Regions from separate parts of the Homo sapiens genome. Here region 1 is linked to region 2. The links are chromatin loops, found by intact Hi-C in ENCODE. Cell type or tissue: IMR-90. All regions are shown on one strand. Links, peaks and the distances in the headings refer to the core of each region. The heading gives the core; the rest is flanking DNA. Region 1 has its middle 150 kb from the start of KYNU. Region 2 overlaps LOC105373652 (a long non-coding RNA gene).

What was found. Hi-C counts contacts between places; a loop is a spot of excess contacts. Peaks named below come from ENCODE experiments on the same cell type or tissue, not always from the same donor. Only the 100,000 strongest peaks of a DNase experiment are listed, where the experiment ranks them.
Region 1: it touches region 2 in a loop (2.2-fold over the local background); 1 of 110 quality-filtered maps calls a loop at or near these places.

Annotation. Positions count from the first base shown.
Region 1 is chr2:142,716,133-142,731,755 of GRCh38, reverse strand. No RefSeq gene overlaps it. Among named protein-coding and RNA genes, the nearest start is that of KYNU, 150 kb to the left of the region's middle. In IMR-90, for the core only: no CTCF peak of the experiment used is centred there; a DNase peak (open chromatin) is centred at 8,995; H3K27ac peaks cover 144 bases.
Region 2 is chr2:142,852,906-142,868,528 of GRCh38, reverse strand. LOC105373652 (a long non-coding RNA gene) reads left to right here. Exons shown (of 5, transcript XR_923389.3): 4 at 2,970-3,095; 5 at 5,431-5,664. It also overlaps the pseudogene RRN3P4. Among named protein-coding and RNA genes, the nearest start is that of KYNU, 17 kb to the left of the region's middle. RefSeq lists an enhancer at 1-175. In IMR-90, for the core only: no CTCF peak of the experiment used is centred there; a DNase peak (open chromatin) is centred at 4,728; H3K27ac peaks cover 349 bases.

The DNA of each region.
Region 1 (15,623 bases), core at 7,563-10,062, 140 kb after region 2:
ATAATCATGTGGTTTCTGTCTTTGGTTCTGTTTATATGCTGGATTATGTTTATTGATTTTCATATGTTGAACCAGCCTTGCATCCCAGGGATGAAGCCCACTTGATCATGGTGGATAAGCTTTTTGATGTGTTGTTGGATTCGGTTTGCCAGTATTTTATTGAGGATTTTTGCACCAATGTTCATCAAGGGTATTGGTCTAAAATTCTCTTTTTTTGTTGTGTCTCTGCCAGGCTTTGGTATCAAGATGATGCTGGCCTCATAAAATGAGTTAGTGATGATTCCCTCTTTTTCTATTGATTGGAATATTTTCAGAAGGAATGGTACCAATTCCTCCTGGTACCTCTGGTAGAATTCGGCTGTGAATTCATCTGGTCCTGGGCTTTTTTCGGTTGGTAAGCTATTAATTATTGCCTCAATTTCAGATCCTGTTATTGGTCTATTCAGAGATTCAACTTCTTCCTGGTTTAGTCTTGGGAGAGTGTATGTGTCAAGGAATTTATCCATTTCTTCTAGATTTTCTAGTTTATTTGTGTAGAGGTGTTCATACTATTCTCTGATGGTAGTTTGTATTTTCGTGGGATCAGTGGTGATACCCTCTTTGTCACTTTTTTGCATCTATTTGGTTCTTCTCTCTTTTCTTCTTTATTAGTCTTGCTAGCAGTCTATCAATTTTGTTGATCTTTTCAAAAAACCAGCTCCTGGATTCATTGATTTTTTGAAGGGTTTTTTGTGTCTCTATTTCCTTCAGTTCTGCTCTGATATTAGTTATTTCTTGCCTTCTGCTAGCTTTTGAATGTGTTTGCTCTTGCTTCTCTAGTTCTTTTAATTGTGATGTTAGTGTGTCAATTTTAGATCTTTCCTGCTTTCTCTTGTGGGCATTTAGTGCTATAAATTTCCCTCTACACACTACTTTGAATGTGTCCCAGAGATTCTGGTATGTTGTGTCTTTGTTCTCGTTGGTTTCAAAGAACACCTTAATTTCTGCCTTCATTTCGTTATGTACCCAGTAGTCATTCAGGAGCAGGTTGTTCAGTTTCCATGTAGCTGAGCGGTTTTGAGTGAGTTTCTTAATCCTGAGTTCTAGTTTGATTGCACTGTGGTCTGAGAGACAGTTTGTTATAATTTCTGTTCTTTTACATTTGCTGAGGAGTGCTTTACTTCCAACTACGTGGTCAGTTTTGGAATAGGTGTGGTGTGGTGCTGAAAAGAATGTATATTCTGTTGATTGGGGATAGAGAGTTCTGTAGATGTCTATTAGGTCTGCTTGGTGCGGAGCTGAGTTCAATTCCTGGATATCCTTGTTTACTTTCTGTCTCGTTGATCTGTCTAATGTTGACAGTAGGGTGTTAAAGTCTCCCATTATTATTGTGTGGGAGTCTAAGTCTCTTTGTAGGTCACTAAGGACTTGCTTTGTGAATCTGGGTGCTCCTGTATTGGGTGCATATATATTTAGGATAGTTAGTTCTTCTTGTTGAATTGATCCCTTTACCATTATGTAATGGCCTTCTTTGTCTCTTTTGATCTTTGTTGGTTTAAAGTCTGTTTTATCCGAGACTAGGATTGCAACCCCTGCCTTTTTTTGTTTTCCATTTGCTTGGTAGATCTTCCTCCATCCTTGTATTTTGAGCCTATTTGTGTCTCTGCATGTGAGATGGGTTTCCTGAATACCACACACTGATGGGTCTTGACTCTTTATCCTATTTGCCAGTCTGTGCCTTTTAATTGGAGTATTTAGCCCATTTACATTTAAGGTTAGTATTCTTATGTGTGAATTTTATCCTGTCATTATGATGTTAGCTGGTTATTTTGCTCATTAGTTGATGCAGTTTCTTCCTAGCCTTGCTGGTCTTTACAATTTGGCATGTTTTTGCAGTGGCTGGTACTGGTTCTTCCTTACCATGTTTAGTGCTTCCTTCAGGAGCTCTTTTAGGGCAGGCCTGGTGGTGACAAAATCTCTCAGCATTTGCTTGTCTGTAAAGTATTTTATTTCTCCTTCACTTATGAAGCTTAGTTTGGCTGGATATGAAATTCTGGGTTGAAAATTCTTCTCTTTAAGAATGTTGAATATTGGCCCCCACTCTCTTCTGGCTTGTAGGGTTTCTGCTGAGAGATCAGCTGTTAGTCTGATGGGCTTCCCTTTGAGGGTAACCCGACCTTTCTCTCTGGCTGCCCTTAACATTTTTTCCTTCATTTCAACTTGGTGAATCTGACAATTATGTGTCTTGGAGTTGCTCTTCCCAAGGAGTATCTTTGTGGCATTCTCTGTATTTCCTGAATCTGAAAGTTGGCCTGCCTTGCTAGATTGGGGAAGTTCTCCTGGATAATATCCTACAGTGTTTTCCAACTTGGTTCCTTTCTCCCCATCACTTTCGGGTACACCAATCAGATGTAGATTTGGTCTTTTCACATAGTCCCATATTTCTTGGAGGCTTTGTTCATTTCTTTTTATTCTTTTTTCTCTAAACTTCTCTTCACACTTCATTTCATTCATTTCATCTTCCATTGCTTATACCCTTTCTTCCAGTTGATCGCATCGGTTACTGAGGCTTGTGCATTTGTCACGTCGTCCTCGTGCCATGGTTTTCAGCTCCATCAGGTCCTTTAAGGACTTCTCTGCATTGGTTATTCTAGTTATCCATTCGTCTAATTTTTTTTCAAAGTTTTTAACTTCTTTGCCATGGGTTTGAACTTCCTCCTTTAGCTCAGAGTAGTTTGATCTTCTGAAGCCTTCCTTTCTCAACTCGTCAAAGTCGTTCTTCATCCAGCTTTGTTTCATTGCTGGTGAGGAGCTGCGTTCCTTTGGAGGAGGAGAGGCACTCTGATTTTTAGAGTGTCCAGTTTTTCTGCTCTGTTTTTTCCCCATCTTTGTGGTTTTATTTACCTTTGGTCTTTGGTGATGGTGACATACAGATGGGTTTTTGGTGTGGATGTCCTTTCTGTTTGTTAGTTTTCCTTCTAACAGTCAGAACCCTCAGCTGCAGGTCTGTTGGAGTTTACTGGAGGTCCACTCCAGACCCTGTTTGCCTGGGTATCAGCAGCGGTGGCTGCAGAACAGTGGATATTGGTGAACCGCAAATGTTGCTGCCTGATCATTCCTCTGTAAGTTTTGTCTCAGAGGAGTACCTGGCCGTGTGAGGTGTCAGTCCACCCCTACTGGGGGGTGCCTCCCAGTTAGGCTACTCTGGGGTCAGGGACCCACTTGAGGAGGCAATCTGTCTGTTCTCAGATCTCAAGCTGTATGCTAGGAGAATCACTACTCTCTTCAAACCACTACTCCCATCAGACAGGGACATTTAAGTCTGCAGAGGTTATTGCTGTCTTTTATTTGTCTGTGCCCTGGCCCCAGAGGTGGAGCTTACAGAGGCAGGCAGGCCTCCTTGAGCTGTGGTGGGCTCCACCCAGTTCGAGCTTTGTTTTCCTACTGAAGCCTGAGCAACGGCAGGCGCCCCTCCCCCAGTCTCACTGCTGCCTTGCAGTTTGATCTCAGACTGCTGTGCTAGCAATGTGCGAGGCTCCGTGGGCGTAGGACCCTTCGAGCCAGGTGCGGGATATAATCTCCTGGTGTGTCGTTTGTTAAGCCCATTGGAAAAGCGCAGTATTAGGGTGGGAGTGACCTGATTTTCCAGGTGCCATCTATCACCCCTTTCTTTGACTAGGAAAGGGAATTCCCTGACCCCTTGTGCTTCCCGGGTGAGGTGATGCCTCGCCCTGCTTCGGCTCCGCATGGTGCGCTGCGCCCACTGTCCTGCACCCACTGTCTGGTACTCCCCAGTGAGATGAACCCGGTACCTCAGTTGGAAATGCAGAAATCACCCATCTTCTGTGTTGCTCACACTGGTAGCTGTAGACTGGAGCTGTACTTATTTGGCCATCTTGGCTCCACCCCAATATCTTTATCCTAAAGGATAATTTCCTCAGATGTAGAATTTTCAGTTATCTTCATTCAGAACTTGAAAAATGCTGTGCTGTTTCTTTTTTGGTGTTTATTGTTTTAGTTGGAAAATTCTTTGTCATTCAAATTGGTGCTCTCAAGTAAACAATGCGTCATTTGTGTCTGTTGCCTTCAAGATTTTTTCTTGTTTTTAGCTTACAAAGTTTAATTGTGTGTCTTCTCATGGATTTATTTGGGTTTATGCTATTTGGGATTCACTCAACACACACAGAGAAACAAACACACACACATGTACATTTACAGATTTCCTTAAAAAGAAAGATACAGCTCAAGAATATAGAGTTTATAGACATTGTAGGTTTAAGTTTTGATCTTTGTAAGTTATATAAATTAATAAAGTCTAGCACATTAATGGTTTGTAAATTTCAAGCTGGTCCAAGCTGAAAATAATAATTATATCTGTACTACTTCTACATTGCAAATGACTCTTTGAACATAAGTTTGAACTCTTTAATACCAATTTTACAAATAAGTTAAAGAAAGGATGGGAAAATTAAACTGTAAGTGACTATTTAATTTAAGACTAATGTTCAATTATTAAACATTAAAAAATAATCTAGCTAATTCCTTTTGGAATGAGTAAAATGTTTCATTTGAATTTTTTTTAAAAAAATTGAAAAATAATGTCTTTATATGTAGTTAGTTGAGTATTAAAGGCCATGATTCAAGTATACAAAATGAAAAGTTTCTTTGGGCATTTTAATAGAATTTCATTTTATTTTTAAAATAGCATTTCCTTAATTGGTAGAAAAATCTTCTACTGGTTTAAAGGATACTCATGGCTTCTAATGTTTTTTGGGTAAATATTTAATCAGTTCAGAAATTTCTACCTCTAACTTCTGTTTCTGTTTCTGCCAGAGGGTCATCTAAATTCAAGATTAGGTGATAAATGACACGTTCAAAGTGGATAAAGGTAGAGAATATGAAAAAGGGATTATTTACAAACATGTGGGCAAGTTTCAGGGATAGGAGTAAGAGATAGTGAACTGCTCAAGGATTTGCAACAGGGAGAAGTTGTTACTACTCCTATACCTGACAGGCAACAGGGGAAGCAATACCTGAAACCCAGTGAAGATGAACAGTCACAGACATGGAGAAGTCATCCTATGCCAAAATTTGTCTTGGCAGAAACAGGTAGAGTTGGATAAAATGTGGAGAGTGTGGTGGAAAAATATAAGTGATTCTTGACCTATTTATCTGTCTCCCTCTTCTCTCTTACTAGTGCTTCTTATTGTCTAAATCAACCATAAGACAGTTGACAATAGGGCCTGCCCAAGTGGGGCAATCTATGCAAGTCAGCTCAAGATGGAGAGCAAGGCAGAAAAGAATAAATCTGGAGTGGCAAATAGGAAACACTGGTCAAGGGCTCACATATTATGCTTACATAGGGGAAAGCTGTCTGAACCTTGCCTGAGCAGGCATCTTCCTGGCTGCTCCTGTGGTACGTAATTCCCACTGATTTTTAATCATTGGCTCCTATTCCTACTGCTCCTGTTTTGGGTTCTTTGCCCTTTCCTCCCTGGAAATATTTAGGCTTTCTAATCCCCGCTTACCCCAACTACATAGCCCTTAGCTATATATGAGCCTCTCACGGCATGGAAATGGAGGAACATTAAAATTTGTTAAATGTTTTCTTGTGCTTCTCTGAGAGTAAGATTTGAGGGACAGTAGAGTTCTCTTCCTGCCACCTCATGCCCTGACATTCATTCTCAGAAGTGTCTATTTACAGATTTCAGTACAGAAAGTCAGACACTCGTCCTTCTGCAATTAGGCTCCTCTAGAAGTACTGACCTTTTGTTATTCCCTCCTAACCCTGGTAGGCAGCTGGGAGAATTCAAGAGCAGTGGGAAAGATCAGCTCATCCTTCATAGCCTTCAAAAGTATTAATTTACTTAATTTTTTTCCACAGTTCTCTCATTTCAAGTCATATCTTTTATCTAGTGTGGAACAAGAGGTGACTCGTATCATCATAGTTTTTTTTTACTTTGTTGTTTGTGTTATAAACTATGTCTTTTGATTTTAGAAGAAAAAATAAAACTTAAACACCTTGATAAAACATCAAAAAGTTTTTCAAACAAGCCAGCTATTCAAGTTCAAAAGTGCCTTGATATAAGACTACAATAGTGGGAGGTATGAGTTTTTAAAACGATCTATTAAGAAATTTGCTTAGCTATTTTGTACTCATTTTTATACCACCTCCCACTCCGCAACCTCCACCTGTTCCAAGGAAGGGCTGCCATGAAGTTAATGGGATGGGATCAAAGCAGGAAGAAAAAATATAGAAAAAAAAATCAAATCTGTTATTATTTCCCAATATTTTATGACATCCATACTTGAGCAAATAGATTTATTTTAGGAAGTTTTACCCTTAGAAATGCTGAATGGTATACACATGGCAACCACAGTGCTTCTTAAAGTGGTATGACTATTTTGCTAGAAATTCATTCTGTAATAATGGAAACAATTCAAGTATGCTTTTACTTTACTTGTAAATCAGTATTAAAAATTTCAAAATGAATTAATACTAGTATCTGCATATATCTTTTGTATAAACATTTCAAAAAAAACTTATCAACACAATATATTTACTGAAGATTTGGACCACAACAAAAATAATGTTTCTGTAGTTTCACTTCTCTTTGAGATCAACTCTACCTTTTACTTTGCTTCAAAATGATTGTCCAAGAAATGTCAGAAATTACAAACTTTATGTGACTGACTGCAGTCATAGAAACATAGGGTACAACTGTATTTGTCAAAACTGTTTTTGGAGCATTTAAATGTTCTATTGAAATTGCTCTTCTCAGCAAGGTAAAGAAAAGAGGGTCAAAGCATGTTTACACCTCAGTGCCTGAAGGAGCACAGTAAACATCGTGTACTGTGATAAACAGAGCCAGATAGGGCAAGGCTTCTTGGACTTACACTATCATTTTCTTTTCCTTGTTACCTTGGCTACAGATCTTCTTTCTATAATTATTAATAGTTAATGAGAAGTAAAAGGAGTCTGAAAAAATTTAACAGTTTGACTACCTGTCTTTCAAATGTGATACTTTAACACTTAAGCTCAAAAATACGTTTGCAATGGTTTGACTGCTACAAATACACACTATTATAAATAGTTTATTAAGTATTTAAACTATATGAATTATGAGATATTATATTAGTTCATCTAAATTATATCTATGAAAGAATGTACCAGTTTTTTTCTATTATTCAACTCTATATAGCATTGAGTTTTATGTTGAGCAGAACATATTTTGACATTTTGCTATAGAAAATACTGCAGTAACCTCTTTCAAACTTGAATAGGTCTTATTCAAACACAATTCAATGAGTGATTTTTTTTGGACACTTGTAATTGAGAGAGCTTCTTAAGACTAATGTGTCAAACTATATTTAGGTCAATCTTCAACTTCCTTCTCTCCAGACCAACCAAGAAACCAATAGCAACTGGAACAAAACAGACAGAAATACCACAGCATACACAGATATCTAGAAGAATAAGTCAGTAAATAAATAAGCAGTAATAAAATGATAGTCCCCAAATTTATTAGTAAAGTCAATGCCATTCTTAAGCTAATTGATTTGAAGAAATTTGATTTTCAAAAAATAATACATATATATTTCTGTTTAATATATATATGAAATATAGATATAGAGTTATATAAACTATTCTATATATGTATGTTTGTATGTGTATATTCAATGTCAAAGTGTTACATACTACAAGACTTCATTTATATACCAACCTTGAAGTGACAAATTTATAGTGACAGAAAATACATCAGTGGTCAGAGGTTAGAGGTGGAAGAAGGATGTGACTATTGAGGAATCATCTGAGAAAGGGTGTGTGTGTGTGTGTGTGTGTGTGTGTGTGTGTGTGTGGTGATGGAATGGTTCTGTATCCTAACTGAGGTATTGGTTGCTCAAATCTATACATGTGACAAAATTTCATAGAGCCATACTTTCTACTCAGTTACATGCGTGCGCATGCACACACACACACACACACACACACACTCAAAAACACACACACAGAGTACATGCAAAACATGAGAAATCCCAATAAAGGCCTGTAACTGAGTTAGTAACTTAGTACCTTCCTTATTTTGACATTGCATATGGTTATGTAAGATATTATCACTGGGGAAAGTCAAGGGAAGGCTACATGGGAAGTCTCAGTACTGTTATTGCAATTCTTTGCGAGTCTTTACTTCTTTCAAATAAAAAGTTATTTTTAAAGAATGATCCAGAACTGACAGAGATGTTAGAATTAGCAGCAATGTTCATTAAAAGAATCATTATAACCATATTCTGTATGTTTAAACACTTAGAGACCTGAAAGATATAGAAATGACTCAAATCAAACTTCTAGAGAAATGACTGAGATGGAGTCTAAAATATCTGAGATGAGAAATACCCTGAATTCTATAATTATACTATGATTATGTAAGATTGTCTTGCATGATCATAGTATAAATATGTTTTTGTTTTAAGAAATTATTAATATGTATTTGTTTTAAAAAAACATGTCCTTGTTTTAAGAAATTACTTGTTTGAAATTATTTCAAAACATTTTTAAAAAAGAAGTAAAATGGGGCTCAATGTTAGTAAGTGATTTATCCATGGCCTCATAGAAATTGAATGTCAGAGTCTATCTAGTATTCTTACTGGTACAATACTGTACACTGTCTTGAAGTGACTCCTTCTTTTCTTTTTATTCTCATTTAATTAGGTTCCTTTTCTTAAATTTCATGATTTTATCTCAGGCTATGTTCTTTCTATATTTTTATCCAGAGACTATGTGTCCACATATAAATTGAAGTTTTTCCAGTTGTTGGCACTCTTATGTAAAGGTAGAAATAAACAAATTTCATGTATTCTATATGATGTATTCAAATTAATTGTCTAAGAATTTAGAGTAAATTATTGCAGTCCTGATTTCATGGCAAACTCATCTCTTACTACAGAATAGGAAAATGTGCTTCTTAACTCTGAGCAGAAATCTGGTATTTATGTCAAGGAATTCTATGACTCAACAATAACAGTCTCAGAAATGTTAACAAATATGACCCAAGTGATGAGATTCTTCAGCAGAAACATTGTGGCATGTTAGTCTTTTAGTAGATTTAAAAAAAAAAAAAACACAATTAAAATCAAGATGTGATTTCATTTTATGCTAAATTTTGAATAGAATGTATATTATTTACTGGAATTTTTCTCATTGCCATTAAAGGTAACAGAATTTGACTTGTAAATAAAGCTGTTTTCTTAATCATACACTGTGTTTCAGGCACTGTTTTATGCAATTTATATTCATTATCTTATTTAATTGAATGAATTTGTATAACAGTGATGCTCTTATAGTCATTATGCTGACAAAGAAACTAAGGTTAGAAGCATTAGGTAACTTGGCCCACATAATACAGCTAGTAAACAGGAAAACTGTTTTAACCCATGGTCTGTCTGACAAGAGACGGTACCATTATTCTATGCATCCATTCCTCCATACTCTTCCTGAATGAATAGCTCCATTATATGTGTCATAGGCAACTTAGACTCAACCAGTAGTAACAAAAGGCTGCCTGAAAGAAGTATAGATCCATTCTCATTCCCACTGCATGCATAATCACACACACAACACACATTAATCTCCTTGGATATGGACAAGTGATATTTTCTCAATCTTATGTAAAATGCTATAAAAACAAAGATGTACCAGATCCATCTATCCTGATTGCCAAGCAGAAGGCCACGCTACTTAGAAATTCTGGAAGTGCTGTTCAATTCCAAATTGTTCAAAATTGAACTTGTCGTGCTTTCTAACTAAATAGTAACCTGTCCCATATTCCCTAATACTGATTATGTCACAGTCAACTTTCTAATTATTCTAGTGAAAAATACAAATCTTTAATTTTTCTCTTTCCCCGCCCCGCATATCTAATCAATTGCTATCATCTTTGGATTTTGCTTAATTAATAGGTCTTCCACTTTGTGCTTTCCTTGTATTTAAACAATTCCTTTTCTAACATTCTGTGATTTTTATTTAATCTTGCTTTTTCCATGCCCCTCAATACCCATGTCTCCTGTGTTCTTTTGGTTTTATTGATTTTCTTTATGTTTCTACTTTCTTTCCCTTGAACACACACCCATACAGTCATTCTATGTTCTGAAATTAGCATAGCCTATGTCTCCTTTTTAATGGTTACCCTTATAGCACAATATGCATACTTGGACTTGGGACACTCTAAAACAATACAAAGCCTGAGAATGATTCAATTTCAGTTGCCTCTCTTCTTTTATATGTTATTGATGTCTTACTCTTTTTTTCCTTTTTGTAATTTTGTCTGCTGTTTTATTACTCTCCATATTAGTCATCAAACTATTATTATTATTTTATATTATTATTTTATAATGCCAATTCTTATTACGATGTGTTCATATTCACCAGTTTTCTTGCTTACCATTTCTTTTAAATCCTGGTCTTTCCTTCCAGATTGTCTTCTGAGAAACCTACATTTGAATTACTAGAAGGAGAGTCTGTGCTTCTATTTTGGCTTGCTATTGTTTTGTCATTTTAATGAGTCTCAGGAGGTAAATGTGCGGTAGAGTCCTAGGTGGCCCCCATTGATCTCTGCCTCCTATGCTTATGTCCTTGAATAATCCCCTTCCTTTGAATGTGAGCTAGACCTGGAGTCTCTCTTCTAACAAACAGAATATGGTGAAAATGGTGGGATGTTACTTCCAAGATTAGATTGACCAAAAGTCTGTTCACATCCTGTCAACAACAAACGAGTGAATAATAGTGTCTGCTACAACTTCATTGATAACCTATCTGGACTATTTTCTTCTTCTGAACTCTCATGCTGCTTTATATATCTGTCTTTATGGAACTTCTCATTTTCAATCATTTGTTAGATTTGTATAATATGCATGTCTTAGTTCTCTTAGTAGAACCTGGGCTCCTTTACAATCAGGATTTATTTATTTTTATAAAAATATTTATGAAAAATTTAGTATAATCTTGGTACTGCTGAGAGAAAAATTAAAAGAGAAAAACAAGGTAGAGTAAAAGTAAGTGTAAAGTAAATAATGTCATGTAATTGTATATAATGTGGTAATGGAACTCCAGTTTTCATGTTAATTAGGTGGTGACCACATTCTCTGTAGACAGATAGACATGTATAAAAGATTTGGGATATTAGGAGCATTACTCTGTAAAATATGGTTTTACTTAGGATTTACCCTTTATCAGATATTTTATTAACCATGAGATATTTAGAATAACCTTACCATTGAAAAATCCACGATTTAATGGAGGAGACAGAAATGTAAAGAAATAATTACATTACAGTGTGATTTACAATTATAGGGTTATTGGACCCAAAAGAGGTACCTAACATATGATAAGGTATGAAGAGTTGGGATTAGGTAAGTCTTCCCAAAGTAACTGATTTAGCCAGAAGGAAGGAAATAGAAATAAAAGGATGAGAAATTCTATTGTATGAAGAAGAAATGATAAATGTGAGAGCAAAAAGCCATAGGGCATTAAACTCACAGCACTTTGAATATAACATGGCCATATTGGAGCACATTGCACTAAAGTTATCAAGAGCAATAATAATTGTTACAAGATTAGGTGTAATGAAGAATTGTGTATGACATTCATGCTAAGGAACATGGATTTTGTTCTGAAGGCTATTAAAGCCAGTGAAACAAAAAGTTATATGAATGTCACCTAAATGCGTGGTATTTACAGTGTGGTCCATGGACTGGCAGCAACATCACTTATAAGAGTATTCGAATGCAGAATCGTGGGCCCTACCTGAGATCCACTGAATCAGAATCTAAGCTTTGCAAAGCACTGACCTAGATCATAGTGGTTTGTGACTGCTAGCTATTGACAACATTATATATGCCAATAAAACTATAATTTCTGCCACATTGTCCTGGCTAACAAGACCCCAGTTTCATTCAGGACAAGTAGAAATTTGTCTAAGACTACTCAGGTATTCTAATTCCCATTGCTAGTAACTAGTTTAGGGTGAGCCTAAAACATAGCTTACCCAGTCAGATGTGAAGAATGTGGGTGTATAAATGAGAAAAGTGTCTCTGATCTTAAAGAAGCACCTTATCTACTTTTAGATGATAAGGTGCAACTACTTATCTGCAACTACTTTACCCATATGAGGAGCAAGTCAAAGGGTCAAAGTGACATTCCGACGTTGGATGAGGAGAAAGGTGCACAGTGTCTATGTTCTTGATGATGATGTTGAGCCCCTGAATTAACAACATTGGAACCAACCTATATCTGGACTCCTGTTATGAGATAGCAGATACCTTTTCTGTTTAAGTTATATTGAGTTGAGCCTTTTACCACTTTCAGCCAAAGCATCCTAACTAATACAAATGCTAACTGATGGAAGATCAGTCAGGTTGCTGTGACAAAAACCTATACTAGAACCTCATCACTTTCCTTATGTCTTTTTAGGAATTTTCAAAAATGGCCAAAGGTGACTTAAACATGTTTCCAGGGTGAGCATCTGTGACTTTTGATCCTATCTTTTTTCATCTCTGGATGAAAAAAATTGAACACCTTAAAACTAGCTTATAGTTGTTAGCAAACATGGCTGTTGGGTATACTCCACTTTGATTAATTTGTTTTCTTTCTTTTTTTTTATTTTTTTGGAGATTTTCTTCTCAGAACCAAAGTTGTTACTTCCTGAAATCAGGTTTCTATAAGATCTTCCAATCCGTCAGACACGTCTGCATAGGTCTGGACTCCTGCCATGAGCCATGTTCAATTTTTTTCTCATGATAGTTCCAAGTCGCAGGAGCTTAGGATATGTTACTTGACTCCTGTTGTTACTTGCCCAGGGGTGTTAAATGCCACTAATGGGAATGCTGTCTATGTGCACATGCAAAGAATTAGCCAAGCAACCAAAGGGTTTAAATAAGAGAGAAAATATGTTAAATATGTGCTTTAGATATATCTGTGGTATCAGCGTAGAATAGAATGATTACGATGACAGATGGGAGGCAGAGGGATCTGTTTGATTACTCCACAAACCAGATAAGAAATGATGATAGCTTGAATTAAAGCTGGAGCTGAAGGAGATGCAGTGGCGAGAACCAACGTGGGAGATATTTTCAATGATCAAATTTAATATGGGGCATGAGGAAAAGGGAAAATCTAAAATGTTCCCAGATTTCAGTCTGATCCACATAAATTTATTCCCCTTTTCTCATCTCGTCACCAGAAGATATGTTTTATTAAGAGATGGCATGAACTTAGGGTACCATATAGAGGTTGACTTGACCTCATTAACTCAATGTACACTGTGTAGACCAAAAGAAATTATAACCACGCTAAGCGGATCAGCTTGGGCCTTAAATAAAATGATGCAATGAAGCTACATAAGTGTAATGCATTATGCCTGTCCTTTCTACTCTGTTTGGTTCTTCAAGGGAATATTTATTTGTAAGGCAATGCTAACACATATTATCCTGCAATTATTTACTGCCAGGACATAAATATACCCTCTTAGCCTATAATGGGGAGGAGAGAAAATTGTGGAAGCAATGAAAGTATACAGAATTTCTATGCAGTTTCATGTGAATTTTGCAAGCCAAATAGATTATACTTACATATGAAGGTCTTCCAAACCAGTTTCAATATGGGATAGTTTAGTGTTTCACAAACAAATTGGTTTAAGTTTGCACAATTAAAAATGAGTCTTATTTCCTACAGCTATGCATGAAAGTAAGCAATCCTGTTTTGGAAAATACAAAGGACACAGAACTTTGAGACTTTCCAGCTGCTTGTGAAGTTGGTTGGTATTTCTACGCTCACCTCCAGGTGCCTGTCTCAATGGTGTTGTAGCTAGAGTTCAGTCCCATTTCTTAAAGAAAAAAACTGTTAATCTAATTGTTGATGGTGCCTGCTGTTTATAATTCCTCTGGCACAACGTAACATTTAAGAAGCAAATTCTTGTGCTTTCTCACATTCTGATGTGGATTTTTGCCCAGTGGATGGAAATTTATAGCTGGTTGGATTTTGGTAATTATTTCTTTACTCTCAATTTGTGCTGATAGCAAATTCTATAATGCTTTAAAGAGATTTTTAGTTTCAAAGATCATTCTCATAGCCCACTGTTCTTCCAGCAATGATAAGTTTACCGGTGAGCTTGTTATTTTTTCTCTTTGGGTTATGACACTTTGATTTAGTCATTTCTAAAATGCATTTGTTATGAAATGAACCTGAAAGAGGTGTTTTAATATGCCCTGAATTTGACCTTTTGGGAATGGGAGGTTGTTTTCCCCTCTTTTTATTTGGAAATGAATCAAAGTATTTGAATGTAACAATGCATTCATTAATGTGTTGTATTTTTTAGACTCATTAAAATCCTGGCAAAGAATATCTTTGAACTACGGTATTTTCTAACCCATGCAGTGTTATTCATTGCTTTGTATTTAATAAGTTATGTGACTTTACCTTATATAATGTCATTATTTGTGCACATTTTTTATTTTCAGAAATGTGCTACTCTTTTCCTTCCATATTGCTTGTCAGGATTTTAGAGGGCAGTAGAAAACCTACTTGGACTAACTCTGGCAATGAGAGAGAAACTTCCCTAAAGGGAAACCTGAGCTGTATTCTCCTTTGAGTGAACCCCTGTGGAGCGGAGATGGTGATTGGCAGCAGCTGACCTGGACACTTGCCTTCTTTCAGTCCTTGGTTCCTCAACACAGAAATTCCCCAGCTGAATGCCAAACACCCTGTATTTCAGAAGTGCCAAAGGCGCCAATTGTGATGGGAATTGGCATTTGAGAAATAGCCTGACCCCTAGGGAATGCAGAGAAAACATATCATGTGTTTACCATTTGTGAAATGCAACTTTTGAGTTCTCTCTTTGTTGCTAGATTTGCGCCTCTGGACTTTTTGCTGATAGCTGCTCTATTGCCCTTTAGTATCCCAAGTGAGAGAGAAAAGAAACTTCTAGATTTTCTCTCTCTTATTAGCACAGTAGGCATGTATAGTGTTCCACTGCTGGATTTTTTTATAGAAGTTCTGCCTTGGGTAGCAGTCATGTCAGCTTCTAGTAACTAAAGCTAACAAAAGCAACCCAAGGAGGGCTATTAATATCCTTCCCTTCCTCTGTTACTCACTATGCCTGGGAAATGGCTGGCCCAAAGCCATGAAGCCATGGGAAGATTCTGTCCTGGAATTCTCAGGAGTAATGTCATTTTCTTCATTATTCAAATTACCGTTCAGACACCAACGTTGGACCAACAACTCTGTCTCCGTTATATGAGTGCCACCTTTGGTGGCAGTTCTTAACTCCTGTGCACATGAATAATTGTTGTGCTCTTGGCTCAAAGAGTAACCAAATCTTAAAGGTAAAATATAAATTAAGAGATGTAATGAAGTATTGAATTTTTTTCTGAAATACAAATGAGATTATAAATAACAGATGAAATGCGATGACTTAGAACTTAAGGATAAGTGACTGTATAGAGATCTGAATTTCCAATTACATTCAGATAAGCATGTCAAAGTTTGGTTCTTCAGTTTATTCAAAACTTTGGTCAGTCTAGCTTTGGGCCAATTCTGTCACTTCAGTAACTATCCTTGTTTTGTGTATGTGTACTTGTTTTAATGGCTAAAT
Region 2 (15,623 bases), core at 3,364-5,863:
TGTGACCCCCACTTGGTGCTCCGTGGTTGCTTGTTTTTCTGAGTTCTCTGGCACCACCTTGTCCCTCCTTGTCTGAAGGCCCACACCCAGCTGTGGAAACCACTTTGGGCACACCCGGTCCCACTATGGGCTGTGCGCAGAGCTGTGGTGATCACAGAATCTGGGAGTGAGCCAACAACAGCCTGCCAGGCCAAGCGGGCGGAGCAAGCCCAGAGGGACTGAGCAAAGCTGGGGCAGAGTACCAGCCACAGAGGTTTTCAGCTGGCAAAGCGGCAGCAAAAGAATCCTGTCTCATCATCATGTTACAACTTCCTTTGGACAGTTTCTTAACTTCATTCCCTGTCTCTATATTTCACCTTATAATCAAAACTCTATGTCATCCATAGATCAATTTTTCTAAAATGCAAATGAAATCATGTCTTAAGATATTATGTAAAGGCCTTTTATAAAATACATTTTTTTCTATATTATGATTATTTTTCATTGTAGAGATGGGGGTCTCACTATGTTGCCCAGGCTTAAAAGCCTTTCTTATTGATATCTGAAAAGGGTGAAGTTTTAATATGACACACCGGGCCTGTGCCTAGTTCTAGAGTCTCATTTTGAGTGTCTCTTCCCCATGGATGCTATAGTTCAGCAAACTTAAAATTGAACTGCCCCAAACTCTCTCACTTGCCTCTCTGTTTTTCCTTAAGTGCAGTTACTTCTTTTCTTTGCAATATTCTTTTTTGTGTCTCTTTCTTTCTTTCTTTTTTCCCATTCACCACTGATCAGAAGGCAGGAATATTTTCTTTCTTGATTGCCCTTTTTAGGAAATCAACTTGAGTTTCAATCCTAACTTTGAGATATTACTTTGTACTCCAGTCAGTTTGTTGTCTCTTTTTAAAATGTTTCCGGCTGGGTGTGGTGGCTCATGCCTGTAATCTCAATGCTTTGGGATGCTGAGGCAGGAACACTGCTTGAGGCCAGGAGCTCAAGATGAGCCTGGGCAACAAAGTGAGGCCCCATCTCTGCAAGAAATTTTTAAAAATACAATAAGATAGAGAGGAAATAAGATAATTACTTCTGAAGGAGGTAACATGTTCTATAAATCAGAAGTATGACTGGAGGTATGAGGTATCCTGGAGGTATGTGTGGATTTATCTGCCTGGTATGGCCCAATTCTCTTTGTTATTAAAGCAGGAAATCAACACGACTCAAGTTTAGCACCAGGTAACGTAGGTTTCATGTGGCAAGATGACTTAGCTAAACTTGATCATCATGTTTGAAGCCAATGGCTGCTGATCTTTACTTCCCTATCAAACCTGCTGCAATGCTTTATAGTAATGGCTATGTACTTTCTATACACTGTCTCCTTCAGTCTTATGTCTCTTTCCAATACTCAGAGTGGAATGGAGTTTAGGGATTGCTCCCTGGTCTATCCAATTTTCCAAAATTACTACTCTGGGTAAGATTTTTTTTTTTTTTTTAATTTTTTGAGACAGGGTCTCACTCTGGCTGCTCAGGCTGGAAGGCAGTAGCACCATCACAGTGCACCGTAGCCTCGACCTCCAAGTTCCAGGCTCAAGTGATCCTCCCTCCTCAGCCCTACAGGCATGTGCCACTGCACCTAGCTAATTTAAAATTTTTTTTGGTAGACTCCCTAATTTGCCCAGGCTGGTCTCAAACTCCTGAGATCAAGCAATTCTCCCACCTCAGCCTCCCAAAATGTTGGGATTACAGGCATGAGCCACCACACCTAGCCAAGATATTCTTCACTGTATTCCACGGGACCATACCTCCTGTCCAGGGAGAACTCCCTGGCTCACAAAAGATAAGAGTGCACTCTCTATGCCTAGCTTCTTTTTTTATATTTATTTATTTGTGACAGGGTCAGGTTTTGCTGCCCAGGCTAGAGTGCAGTGGTGCAATCATGGCTCAGTGGCTCACTGCAGCCTGGACCTCCCAGGCTCAAGCAATCTCCCACCTCAGCCTCCTGAGAAGCTGAGACTACAGGCGCATGCCACTACATCTGTCTGATTTTTGTATTTTTATTTTATAGAGATGGGAGTCTCCCTATGTTGCCCAGGCTAGTCTCAAACTCCTAGGCTCAAACATTCCACCTGCCTTGGCCTCCCGAAGTGCTGGGATTACAGGCATAAGCCACTGTGTCTGGCCCCACACTTGGACTTCGTAGGTCTGAAACTTCATTTTATTCAAGAGCTATTCTTAATATAATAGTTTGTGGTTTAAGATTATAGCTATTAACTTTTATTAAAGACAGAATTTTCTTCTCAGTTTTCTAAAAAGCTTTTTTTTTTTTCATATTCTCTTGGCTTTAAAGAGAAGAGCAGTGTAAAAGTGGCTAGTCTGCCCCTTTAACTGCAAGTTCCCCTTAAATCTTACTTTCACTTCCACAGTGTTACTGAACCTCCTCTCTGACAAAGGTCTAATGACTTCCTAATTGACAAATCAAAAACTGCCTTCTCTGCTGACAGCCTCTACATTGAAAGCTTTCGTTCCTATCACTTCTTTTACAGTGCAAATCTCAGTTAATTTCTATTCTCATTCTCCTTTGTCTTCTCTTTCAATCTCACTCCACTCTTTTCCTTGGGTTACTAAGGACAAACATATCCCTTTATTTTTGTACTTGTAGCAGTTTTTGTACTGCTCTTAATAACCCTTAGTATAGGCTAAGTTCTCACTTTACCTGTACACATGATTGCTGCTGTGATTTGTTTGTATGTATTGCTCCAAAATTCATATGATGGAACCTAACCCCCTAGGAGGTGGTATTAGGAGGTGGGGTGCTTCGCAGGTCATTAGGCTATGAGAATTCTGCCTTCATGGATAAGATAAATGCCCTTTTAAAAAATGCATCATAGAGCTGCCTCCCTGCTCCCATGCCTTTTGCCATATGAGGACACCTAGACTGCATTATCTCTGAAAAATGAGCCTTTTTCTTTTCTATTCTCCTTCTACCATGTGAGGACACGGCTTTACCTCCTTCTCCAGAGGATGCAACAATAAGGCACCATCTTGGAAGCAGAAAGCAGCCCTCACCAGACACCAAATCTGCCAGCACCTTGATCTTGGATTTCCCAGACTCCAGAACTGTGAGAAATAAATTTTTATTTTTTATCAATGAGCCAGTCTAAGGTATTTTGTTATAGCAACGCAAACGGACCAAGATAATTACCTTTTTTTACTAGAATATTTGTTACCTGAGCATGAAGTTTTATCTTTCTTTACTGCCTTTTACATAGGAGGTAATCAAATGTGTCCTGAATTCAGGTTATTAAATTATATAATGAATTAGATTATATTGCCACTGTGTTGTCTCTTTTCACCAAAATCTACTAATAAATAGTTATGTTAAGAAATTAAATATATTGCCAGGTGCGGTGGCTCACGCTGTAATCCCAGCACTTTGGGAAGCTGAGGCGGGCGGATCACAAGGTCAGAAGTTCAAGACCAGCCTGGCCAAGAGACCAGCCTGGTCAATATGGTGAAACCCTATCTCTACTAAAAATACAAAAATTAGCCAGGCGTGGTGGCAGGTGCCTGTAATCCCAACTACTCAGGAGGCTGAGGCAGGAGAATTGCTTGAACCCTGGAGGTGGAGGTGGCAGTGAGCTGAGATTGAGCCATTGCACTCCAGCCTGGGTGATGGAGCAAGATTCCGACTCAAAAAATAAAAAAATAAAAATAAATAAATAAATAAATAAATAAATAAATAAATAAATAAATAAAATAAATTATATTAAAATATCACAAATTAAAATCAACACCAAAAATAAAAGCATTATGACAATGGACTAGAAAATTTAAAAACAATAAAAACAAAAAAAATCAATGTTGAGCCATATGCCTGAGCATCAGTTTACTGTCTAGATCTAGCATGAGTATAACTTGGGCTGTTAGCTTGAGTAGGCATACATTAAGTAGACAAAAGAGAAAGTTATTCCACACAAACAATATTTTTAACAGGTTAAGCTTAAAATCCTTTAATATGCAAGGACTTACTTCTGGTTTCAAATAGAAAAGCATGTTGAAATATGATGATTTTTAGTCATTGGTCAGAAAATTTATTTTAGTCTAATTTTCACTAACAAAATTTTACAAGTAAAACATGGCAGAGGTAAACAATTTTAATTAAAATTTTAAAAAATCCACCAGAATAAAACAAACCCTTTTTTTTTTAAAGAAGCCATCACATTAAAAAAACCATCACATTAGGCCGGGTGCAGTGGCTCATGCCAGTAATCCCAGCACTTTGGGAGGCCAAGGTGGGCAGATCACTTGAGGCCAGGAGTTCGAGACCAGCCTGGCCAACATGGTGAAACCTTGTCTCTACTAAAAATACAAAAATTAGCCGAGTGTGGTAGTGTGTGCCTGTAATCCTAGCTACTCAGGAGGCTGAGGCACAAGAATCACTTGAACCTGGGCAGCGGGGTTGCAGTGAGCAAAGATTGTACCACTGCACTCCAGGCTGGGTGACAGAGTGATTATTCTGTCTCAAAAAAAATAAAAAGCCATCACATTAATAAGAATGCCCCCTGGTATTATTAAACTCTAGCTGTAGAAGCATTACAAAGAGGAAATTCTTTACCAGTACTTCTTTCCTCATTGTCACACCCCACAGCCTACTCTCTCAAAAATGAAGTTGCTTCTATCATGAGCAATCCCAGGGACGGCAGGAGAAACATATACACACACATACCGGCAGAGAGTTAGAACTAATCCTTTCCACTGCATGTCCACAAAAAAGACTGTGTTTACATTTTCAGCTAGAGATCATAGGAAAAGCTTATTCTTTGCAACTCTGTCTCTTAGCTTAACTGTTGACCCAAAGTCTTTGTTTATTTAATGAGTCCAACTCATGTTGTATGAGATATCCCTATTGTGTCTATTACTCTTTCTTCTTGTGCTCTCTGTCTTGACTACAGTACAATTACAGTACAAAGCAATAAAAGAGACACTTTCCTTTATGTTTGTGAGAATAGAGTCTATTGACATATGGTTTACAAAACAATTATGAGTACACTTACAGTGCCCATTGAATTAAGAGGGTTAGCTCAGTTTGGAAAACCCTAGCATATGTATAATTTCTAAATCTGTAATATCTAGTAATCTACTTGATAAATTAATTGAATTTATTGATTAATGCAATAAAAGTCCATAGCTGATCTGAAATCTTTCAAGAAAAGTAATTATTTTATATTTATATTTACTCTATTAGATCTCCAGAGAACATGATTAGAATTGAGCCCTTCAAAATATTCTGAAATTACATCCTCATGGAATGGCAAGATGTAATAATTGTTCTGCCTGGGGAAGTCAGAGAGGGTTCCAGAGCAGAGTATACACACATGAACCTACTCCCTCTCGTTTACTTACTGCAGACATTGCGAATAAAGCTCGCACTTCACTCTTTTCCTCTGTTTCTAGATGTGGTCTTTCATTTCCTCGGCAGAATACTCCTGGCATGATCTTTAAGGAATGAAATGTTGTCTACCAACCTCGGCTGAGTGTACACAGTTCTGGGAAAAGGTGCATCTTAGACTAATCTGATTTAGTAAGTGAATATAAAATGCTCCCCAGGACACCTTGCTAGTAAAGACTCCAACTAAGATTAGAGTATGAATTAATAGAGCCAAGAATGGACATTGGAGTGGGAATTTACCAACTAGCAATTTACTTTAATGATTATTTCCTGATAACTTCTGAAATATTTTTAATGTTTAGAGAATTTGTTTAGCAACTGAAAGGAAAACTTTCTACTAAAAAATATGCCATGCACATTTAAAAACATTCCAATTGCTCCACTGTCTTTCATATCTATCTCTGTTTGCTAATATCTATAATGCAAATTTTAGAAAACACATCTTGACTCATCAATTTATGAATTATTTTACTCCCTATCATGATATTAGCAGTACATTTTTTTTCCTTTCCCTTCTAGGCTTGTTTTTCTTCAGGAAAGGAAATCAGATACAACATAGACGTTGTGTTTCACGATGTCTTTTTCAAAATATTTTGACAACCTGGGTAATAAACCCTGCAGGAAGGGCTAGAGTAGAGTAATGATGATGAAAGTGTCACAGTTTTGAAAATATAAACATATAGATTTAATGGGTACTTTTGTGAATCCCTTTGTCATCGGCAGGTCAGGTACCTGATGCAGAAAGGGAGGTCAGATTTAAGGACAGGGTCTCTTTCCCACACAGGCAGGAGTGCCCGGCTAATGTGGGTTCAAGAACAGAGTAAGGCTCCTGATTTCCCAGCACATCTTTGTCTATCACTGTAGTCTACATGCTAAGCTTAAGGTGTCTAGCCTAAGATTTTATATGCTACTGGAAAACCACTTAGTTTAAATCTAGATTAAACTTAAATTTCCTAAATTTATACATATATCTAGGTACAACAAAATATCAATTCAATTTGAAAAGAGACACTTCTCAAAAGAAGACATTTATGCAGCCAAAAGACACATGAAAAAATGCTCATCATCACTGGCCATCAGAGAAATGCAAATCAAAACCACAATGAGATACCATCTCACACCAGTTAGAATGGCAATCATTAAAAAGTCAGGAAACAACAGGTGCTGGAGAGGATGTGGAGAAATAGGAAGACTTTTACACTGTTAGTGGGACTGTAAAGTAGTTCAACCATTGTGGAAGTCAGTATGGCGATTCCTCAGGGATCTAGAACTAGAAATACCATTTGACCCAGCCATCCCATTACTGGGTATATGCCCAAAGAATTATAAATCATGCTGCTATAAAGACACATGGAGATGTATGTTTATTGCGGCACTATTCACAATAGCAAAGACTTGGAACCAAGCCAAATGTCCAACAATGATAGACTGGATTAAGAAAATGTGGCACATATACACCATGGAATACTATGCAGTCATAAAAAATGATGAGTTCATGTCCTTTGTAGGGCCATAGATGAAGCCGGAAACCCTCATTCTCAGCAAACTATTGCAAGGACAAAAAACCAAACACCGCATGTTCTCACTCATAGGTGGGAATTGAACAATGAGAACACATGGACACAGGAAGGGGAACATCACACACTGGGGCCTGTTGTGGGGTGGGGGGAGGGGGGAGGGATAGCATTTGGAGATATACCTAATGTTAAATGACGAGTTAATGGGTGCAGCACACCAACATGGCACATGTATACATATGTAACTAACCTGCACATTGTGCACATGTACCCTTAACCTTAAAGTATATATAAAAAAGAAAGAGGCTTAATAAATCCCTGGTGGTATTGAACCCTCACTATGTGTCAGATGTTGTATTAGTGTTTCACATTCATTATCTCATTTAATCCTTAGAGGCAAAAAAAAGAAAGAGTTATAGGTATGATTATTTCTACTTTACAAATCAGAAAACTGAAGTAGAGATATAATAGGCCCAGTTAATAGGAAAGTGACAGATTAGGAAAAAATTTATATCTAGAATATTTAAGAAGCTCCTCGGGAAGAAAGAAGACACAATAGAAAAATGACCAAGGAATTAAAATAAGCAATTCCCAAAGGGAAAACCTGAATGGCTAATGCATTTTTAAAGAGATGGGCACTTTAGAAATCAGAGAAGTGCATGTTAAAGGCATGCTGAAATATTTTAATATATGAATCATGTTGTTAACAATTAAAAATTTAGATAATATTTACAGCTGGAAAGAATGTGGAAAAGTAGGAAGTCCACTTTGCACTCTGTTCCAGTACAGCCATTATAAATAGCTTTATTCAGTTTATTGACACTAAATAGGAACATACCCAATGTCCCAGCAATTTTACTCCTGGGTATATATCTGTATTGTTTTTTTCCCACATCAGTTATTTAAAGTGTCTCACCAGACCTCCTTGAGGCTTTTAAGGCTTTTTGCACCAACCTAATATCTAAAGAATGCAGGCAAGCTTTGGAAATCCAAGAGATACCTACAGCATGAGCTCTTGGGGGTCTTATCTTTGAGCTCTAGGACTGAGCTGAGTCTCTGATTCAAATTTCCAGGATCTGTGCTAGGAATTTTGTCTTTGGAAGAGCTCCCCTCAAAAGCTCTCAGTGCCTCCTTAAATAGTAAAATCAGGCTTATCCAATGGGTTAAGACAAAGTCAACAATAAAGAAGCTAACTTTGGGCTTGGCGTGGTGGTGCATTCCTGTAATGCCAACACTTTGAGAGGCCAAGGCAGGCAGATTGCTTGAGTCCAGGAGTTCAAGACCAGCCTGGGCAACACTGCAAAATGCCATCTCTACAAAAAATAAAAAAAATTAGCTGGACGTTGTGGTGCATGCCCATAGTCTCAGCTAGTGCAGAGACTGAGGTGGACGGATTGCTTGAGCCTGAGAGGTCGAGGTTGCAGTGAGCTGAGATCCTACCACTGCACACCAGCCTGAGTGACAGAGTGAAAGGAAGATAACTTTGGGTATCTAGGAAAGTTTCAAACCCTGAACAGAATATCATGAATTCCATTGCCCCTTCCTTGGCAAAGGTTCAAAAACCAGTCTTCTAGGCACCTCCAGAGATACAGATAGAGCTCTTCCTGTCCAGCTGGAAATCAGCCCTATCTGTACTGGATCCCGCAGAAACACTTCTTCACTTACAAAGAGAAATGTGGGCTATTGTCCATATAAGCATGTTTTCCATAACAAAGATTAGAAATGTTAAACATAAGAAAATGAAGAGACACAATATGTGATATGCATATGATGGAATACTATAGAACAGTAGAAAGAATAATATCTATCTATATCGACAGAGATATCAAAAGTAAAATATTCAGTAAAAACCACAATCATGACATTTTCATGATACGTAGTATATAATGCAATTTTGATCATAAAACATACAAGCATATACTATATATTATTCAAAAATCCCCATGGGTATAAATAATGGCATGGACAGTGGTTTGGGAAGAATGCAGATTATGAAAGAAATAATCAATGCTTATTCTAAGAGGGAATTCGATTAGGAATGGATCAAAGGAAAGAAAATAAGATATATGTGTGTATGTGTTTGCGAGAGGGAGAGAGAGAGATTGAGGGAAAAAGAGAGGAAGTGGGAAGACTTCCACACAACATAGTCCTCAAAACTGCAATAATAGACAACATAATAAAAGAAAAGCAAAATAATCATAGCTGGGATTCAAAGAAGACATACTTCTGTGGATAAGAAGTAGAAAAACAACAACAAAACCCTAAGTAGGGCTGAAGTTATGGGCCTAAAGTGCTCTGGATCTGGGTAAAAAGAAAAAAAGATACAAGTTTGGCTCCCGTAGGAGGCAGAAGTGCCTCTTACAAGTTGGGCTACTGGAACTATGACTGTTACTTTTGAAAAACAGAATTGAGTGGGTGGGCATGATTTGAGTAAGGCAATTAGAGTGGGAGGAGAGAGAGAATATTAATAATCACATGAAATTATTTCTTAAGTCTACAAAGTAAAATTTCAAATTATATTAAGTAGCATAACACTCAGAAAGACATACACAATGATTAAGCACTCAGATGACAAATTTCTTCCACATCAAATTATGGTCAGAGGAATAAGTGTGTTTTAGATTATTTAGGAAGTAAAAAACAGGAAGATTGAAACAATAAAATATGAGTATAAAAGAAACATCAATTAAAATCTTGATAATAAAAATGCAGACACTAAAACGTACATAGATTCAACTTTAGGCTGAGCACAATTGGATAGAGAACTAGTAAAGACTAGGACTTTAGTTGCACTTCAATAAAGCATGTAGGCTGACCAAATAACATACTTACTGTATTTATTATTTGATTTCCAGCATCCCCAATCTTTTTCCCCCAGAATGGAGCTCACAAAATACCCTTTTCTTGGTTGGGGGATCTCTCTCCTCCATAGTGATACTTGAGCAATCTGTTCTAGTTATTGTTTGGTTTTAATTCGATCCATTTCTCCTCTAACCGGTGTAGAATAATATGGTTTTGATTATTTGCGTATCATTAGATAGCTTTATTTGCTCTGACAGATGAATGATTCAGGGCTGGGTATAGAGTCTTGATTACAGTCCTTTTCTCTCTCCCTTCTCTCTCTCTGTCTCTGTCTCTCTTTTTTTTTTAAAGTGAGAAATCTTTTTAAAATTGGGATACCTCCTTTTATTGGCATAAGAATGAAGGTTCTGGATTAATCATACCATTGCTTTATTTTCACAATGGATTTTTTTTTCTCAAACTCTTTCAAAGCTAAACAGACTTATTTGTAAATAGGTCCTTCTGTGTTAAAACTGCTTTCCAACCCACAAAGATTACACTTACTCTTAACTTCTCTAGATACAATTTCATTTACTCATTTTATCCAACTTACAAAAAGCCACTTTTTGTCGGCAATTAAAAAAGAACCATGAGGTTCTCAAATGACTTTCCACCAAGTCACCAAAATCAAATCACCAATATCCAAATTTTTTTAAGCAATGACAATTTCTGTTTTCCAAAAAACATATTTATAGACTGAAATTCAAACTCTATATTGCCACCAGTGTAATTATGCAATAGCATACAAAGCCTTAGGATAGAGGGTGTGATTCATTACAAAATATTTGTGGTCAAGAAAATATTGCCTGTCTTTAAATAAATAGAAGGGGCAGAAAAATAAATATGCTTGAAGATGGTTATTTTCACAAGTAAACAAAAAAGTACACATTTAAAAAACAAAGCAAAAATATACTTGAACTTCACAATGACTCGGGCAGTGCTTGGGCAAATTTGTTATAAAGCAAGGTTTCATCTTAGACTTCCCCTCTCTCCCAGTGTTTAGTTGTGAAAATAGAAAAAGAGGCTTGTAGAGAAGGATTTCACCAAGCTGAATCCATGATAGGCATAGCTATTGGATAAAGACTGCCATAGTAAGTTTGGCCTATTATTGGCCTATTATTGCTAGCAAAACCATTCCACCGAATAACCTCCATTTTTTTTTTTTTTTTTAAGAGATGGGGTCTTACTCTGTCACTCAGGCTGGAGTGCAGTGGTGCAAACACAGCTCATTGCAGCTTCTACCTCCTGGGCTCAATCCATCCTCCTCCTCAGCCTCCAGAGTAGCTGGGACTACAGGCATGCACCAACACGCCCAGCTAATTTTTGTGCTTTTTGTAGAGACAATGTTTTGCTATTTTGGCCAGGCTGGTCTCAAATTTCTGAGCTCAGGCAATCCACCTGCCTCAGCCTCCCAAAGTGTTGGGATTACAGGCGTGAGCCACACCATGCCCGGCCCTAATTTTTTTTTTTCCTGTTTGAAAAAAGAAATTCTCAAAATAACCAAATGATGCAGGTCAAAAATAACTCTATCTAACTGCTACCAAAGAGCAATTCTAGTTCTAACGGGACACTTGAAAGCTGAAGAGTAAAATATGATGTAATTTTTTTAATGCAAGCCCAAGCCTACTTTCAGTCAACGTGAATTACATTTACCTGGATCTCCACTTTTTTTTTCAAATTCATTTTTACACCATGAAAGTATATTATTTGTCTGATTCTGTTTCTCTAATCTCTCTATCTCTTCCCTACTGGCTGTTATTGGTTTCTGGGGTCCCTAGAGATCTCCTTCAGTGCCAGCTCCAACTCTCTTTGTCCCAGACCAGGTTTGGATGTCTCCCCAGTTTCCATTTCCTCTGCACCCTACTGAAATTCCAACACACAACTAGAGCAGGAGGTAAACAATGCAGCAAAAATAAAACATTCTAGTTAAAGTCTTTAAATAGAGGATTTATCTTAAAGGATTCTTCATTGAAAGTAGATCAGCAAAGTTCTGTGAATGTGGCTCTGAAAAAAAATCCTGTGTTAAAAAGGCAGTCTGTCAAAATAGGCTGCTGTCTATATTAGAAATTACACAATAATTATCTCAAAAAGCTGTAATGCATAAGAAAAGTACTTTTCTTTCTTTCTTTCTTTTTTTTTTCTTTTGTTTTTGAGACGGAGTCTTGCTCTGTCGCCCAGGCTGGAGTGCAGTGGCATGATCTCGGCTCACTGCAAGCTCCGCCTCCCAGGCTCATGCCATTCTCCTGCCTCAGCCTCCTGAGTAGCTGGGACTACAGGTGCGTGCCACCGTGCCTGGCTAAGTTTTTGCATTTTTAGTAGAGCTGGGGTTTCACCGTGGTAGCCAGGATGGTCTCGATCTCCTGACATTGTGATCTGCCTGCCTGGGCCACCCAAAGTGCTGGGATTATAGGCGTGAGCCACCACCACGCCTGGCCAAGAAAAGTACTTCTTAAACAAACGAGCAAAGTATTTATCATTTATCATCAACCCCACCATAAAATATTACACATGATATTCAGTCTTCTAATTTTGTCTCTAAGGGGAACAAAAAAGCAAAAAAAAAAAAAAGTCTGTTCAGATGCTGAAGTCTAACTTGAAAGTATGATGCCTGAGTCAGGTGCTCATTCTAGTTCAATGCAGTGCCCAAACAGCATAAACAGTTGCTAAAGAACATGATGAGTGATGGGGAAGAATGCTGCATCTCAATCACAAATCCTCGAGATGAGAAGGAACTGGTCTGGCAGGTGTAACACAGGTGGGGAGCCCACACTACTTGAAGGACTTTGGAAATGTGCATCGCATCAAAGTGGCTCGGTATAATCCCGATCATGGTATCATTTGGGGGAACTTCACCTTTCAAAAGATCATCTCCATCTTTTTCCATCTCCTTTTTCATAGGTTTCTTAAACTCCTGAAGCTCTTCGACACTTATGTCTTCCCATATCTGATAAATAGAATCAATGACTTTCCTTGACTGCTTAAGCGCACAAGGATCAAAGGGGAAGAAGGCGTCCAATGGGTTGGTGCACGTTCACACCGAGTCTCCTCCAGCTGTATTTCTGGCCGTTGTTCCTCTCAATGATAGTGTAGCAGACTAGCTGATATTTATTCGTGACAGCAGCAAATAAGTTAACCACTGAGGGCAGGCAAATATTCAGAGGATTTAGCTGCCTAGTCACTATCCCTTAAAAATGTAGGCACTGAAGACATCTCAAACCTTCTTTCAGGTTTACGCTTAAAAGTTGCTTGTGTCTAAAAACAAAGGTGTGGAACACAGCTTGGAAGGCTGAGTAAAATGTTTGATGGAGAGCAATATCACAAAAAGCCTTCATTCTCAGATCCTGGTTAGTAAGGTATTTGTGTGGCCAGTTAACCGAAAGACCTAGGCATGATTTTATAGTTGTAATGAGAGGAATGAATTTAGCTTTTGCCAAAGAGCTTCCAATATAATTTCCAGCAGCTCACCTGATGATGACAGGATTATTTGGATCCTGCATTTTTTTTTCCCAGAGACGTTCCAAAAATGCTTCTGAGAGTCGCAATTTTAAGCCACAGAGGTAAAACATAAAAAACTGTACGTGACAGGAGGCAGGGGTTTGTCAAATATGTTTATCAGTTTGTGATATATTATAAATCCTTTATTTTGTTGTTATCAACCTTACCATGTATTTTACATAGCAGACATACTTCAAGTACTGCAAAAGCAAAGACAGCAGGGTGTCCAGGCATTCAGCTACAGGGTGCACCATCTGACCGAGCCATTTGGAGTCAGCCTTAGAAACAGTCTCTTCATCTTCGTTCATATTGAACAATCATTCCATGGAATCTGTCCCACCACAAGTTTGAGCTGCTGTTTCCTCAGCATCTTCAATATCATGCCAGAATGTATTCACATCCAATTTGAATAGATTTTTAATAATAAGCTTCAGAATTTCATTCCTCAAGGTTGGAAAGTATATACTAATCTTTAGTAAGTTATGAATGTAACATTCCAGTGTTCTCTCTGATTGAACAAATGGAAATGTTTCCACCAGTATGGGCAAAAGAAACCACAGTGCCAGTGGGACATATCTTGCTGTTATTTGTAAGGTTGTATGACGTGTGTCAAAATCTGCAGGAAGATAATCATCTCCATCATCAGAATCTGAAACATTTACATGGCTCTTCTTAATGATCATTCAAGGAGGGTACGCCAAATGGGAAGCAATTATGCTGAGACTTGGGCTAAGGAAGAGTCTGTTGTTACAAGACTACCCAGAGAAGCCAAATACTCTTCCACCACTGTTTGAATTCTATTCAACCAAGGCAATCTCAATGTAATACTGAGGAGCTGCTCAAAGTCTTTTGCCAAGTACATGATAGAAGAGCAAAATTTTCACAGCCAGTTCAAGATCTGGTCATCCTTTATGTTTGAATCTCACAACTGGCTCTTCAACAGCTCAAAGTTAAATTTGTTTCACTCTTTGTCCTTCGGCAAGACTTCTGTCCCCGTTCCATCAAGATGAACAATTTTTCTTGGGGGAGAGCTGGAAAAATCATTCTTGAATGCAAGCATATCTGAAATACTGGTCCATGACATACCCAGCTTCTTGACCACAGAAGCTGAAGCCTCTGCTTCCCCGGCAACCATGTGAGAAGCAGCCTGGTTGCCCCGGGGCTTAAAGTGATAGCTGCACCTCGCCTGGAAGCTCTTTCTCTTGATTACTATGTTACAACCTGACATTGTTCAGCTATTTGCTTTATATAATGAATCCTTTTAGGAAGAATTTTATCCGACTTCTAAAATTCATTATTTAAGAATGCTTTGTTATGGTAACTCACTTTAAGTTCTTTGTTAAATTTCAAGTTTTAATTTTCCCCCACTATTCAAAACATACTTAAATGCACCTATAGATAAAATCAAAAGCCTGCATAAAATATTATAAAGAAACTGGAAATAGATAAAGAAAAAAATCCCAGCTATAGCTTATATAAATCTGCTTCCTTAAATGCCAGATTTGTTACAAACACTTTGGAATATTTCATCGAAGTCTCATTATAGGTGAAGAATGAGTTTTATATCTCAGGAAAATAAAACACAAACACATAATGCCTTTGCATCAATGTTCAATATAATATTTTCTCTTAAAAGAAACAATTTACATTTAAAATACATAAGCATCGGATGCACATGCAGAGATATAACTGCACCTGCTTTCTGCCCTGAAGAAATGTACTGCAATTCCTTCTAGTCTGTATTACAATCTATTATCTAGCTCCAAAAACTATTTCAGCAGTGTTGTTTTAAAAATTAAACTATTATAATGTAGCTCAAGCAAATGATGGATCTTAAACTCGATATTCAGAGTATAGCCCTCTACCACTGATAGAAATTGATCCTTCTAAATCTCCAAAGTCAAAACATATTTGGAGGAAAAAAGTCTCAATTTGACTTTTAAAGTGACATATTTTATTCTGCCCAGCCAATAATTCTGTAGTATCATTTGAACACCTATTGTGTGCAAAATGTCAATGGACTACCAGTAAGAAACAGGATTTTAAAGCTCTTTTAATTTTATTTATGTATTTTTTGGAGACACTATGTTGTCAAGCCTGGAATGCACTGGTTCCATCAAGGCTCACTCAGCTTCAGCCTCCAGGACTTGAGCAATCCTCTCACCTCAGCCTCCCACTGAGTAGCTGGGACCACAGGCATGTGCCACCATGTCTGGTTTATTTTTATGTGTTTTTTTTTGTAGAGACAGAGTCTCCCTATGTTGCCCAGGCTGGTCCCAAATTCCTGGGCTCAAGCAATATTTTCACCTCAGCCTCCCAAAGTGCTGGGATTGCAGGCATGAGCC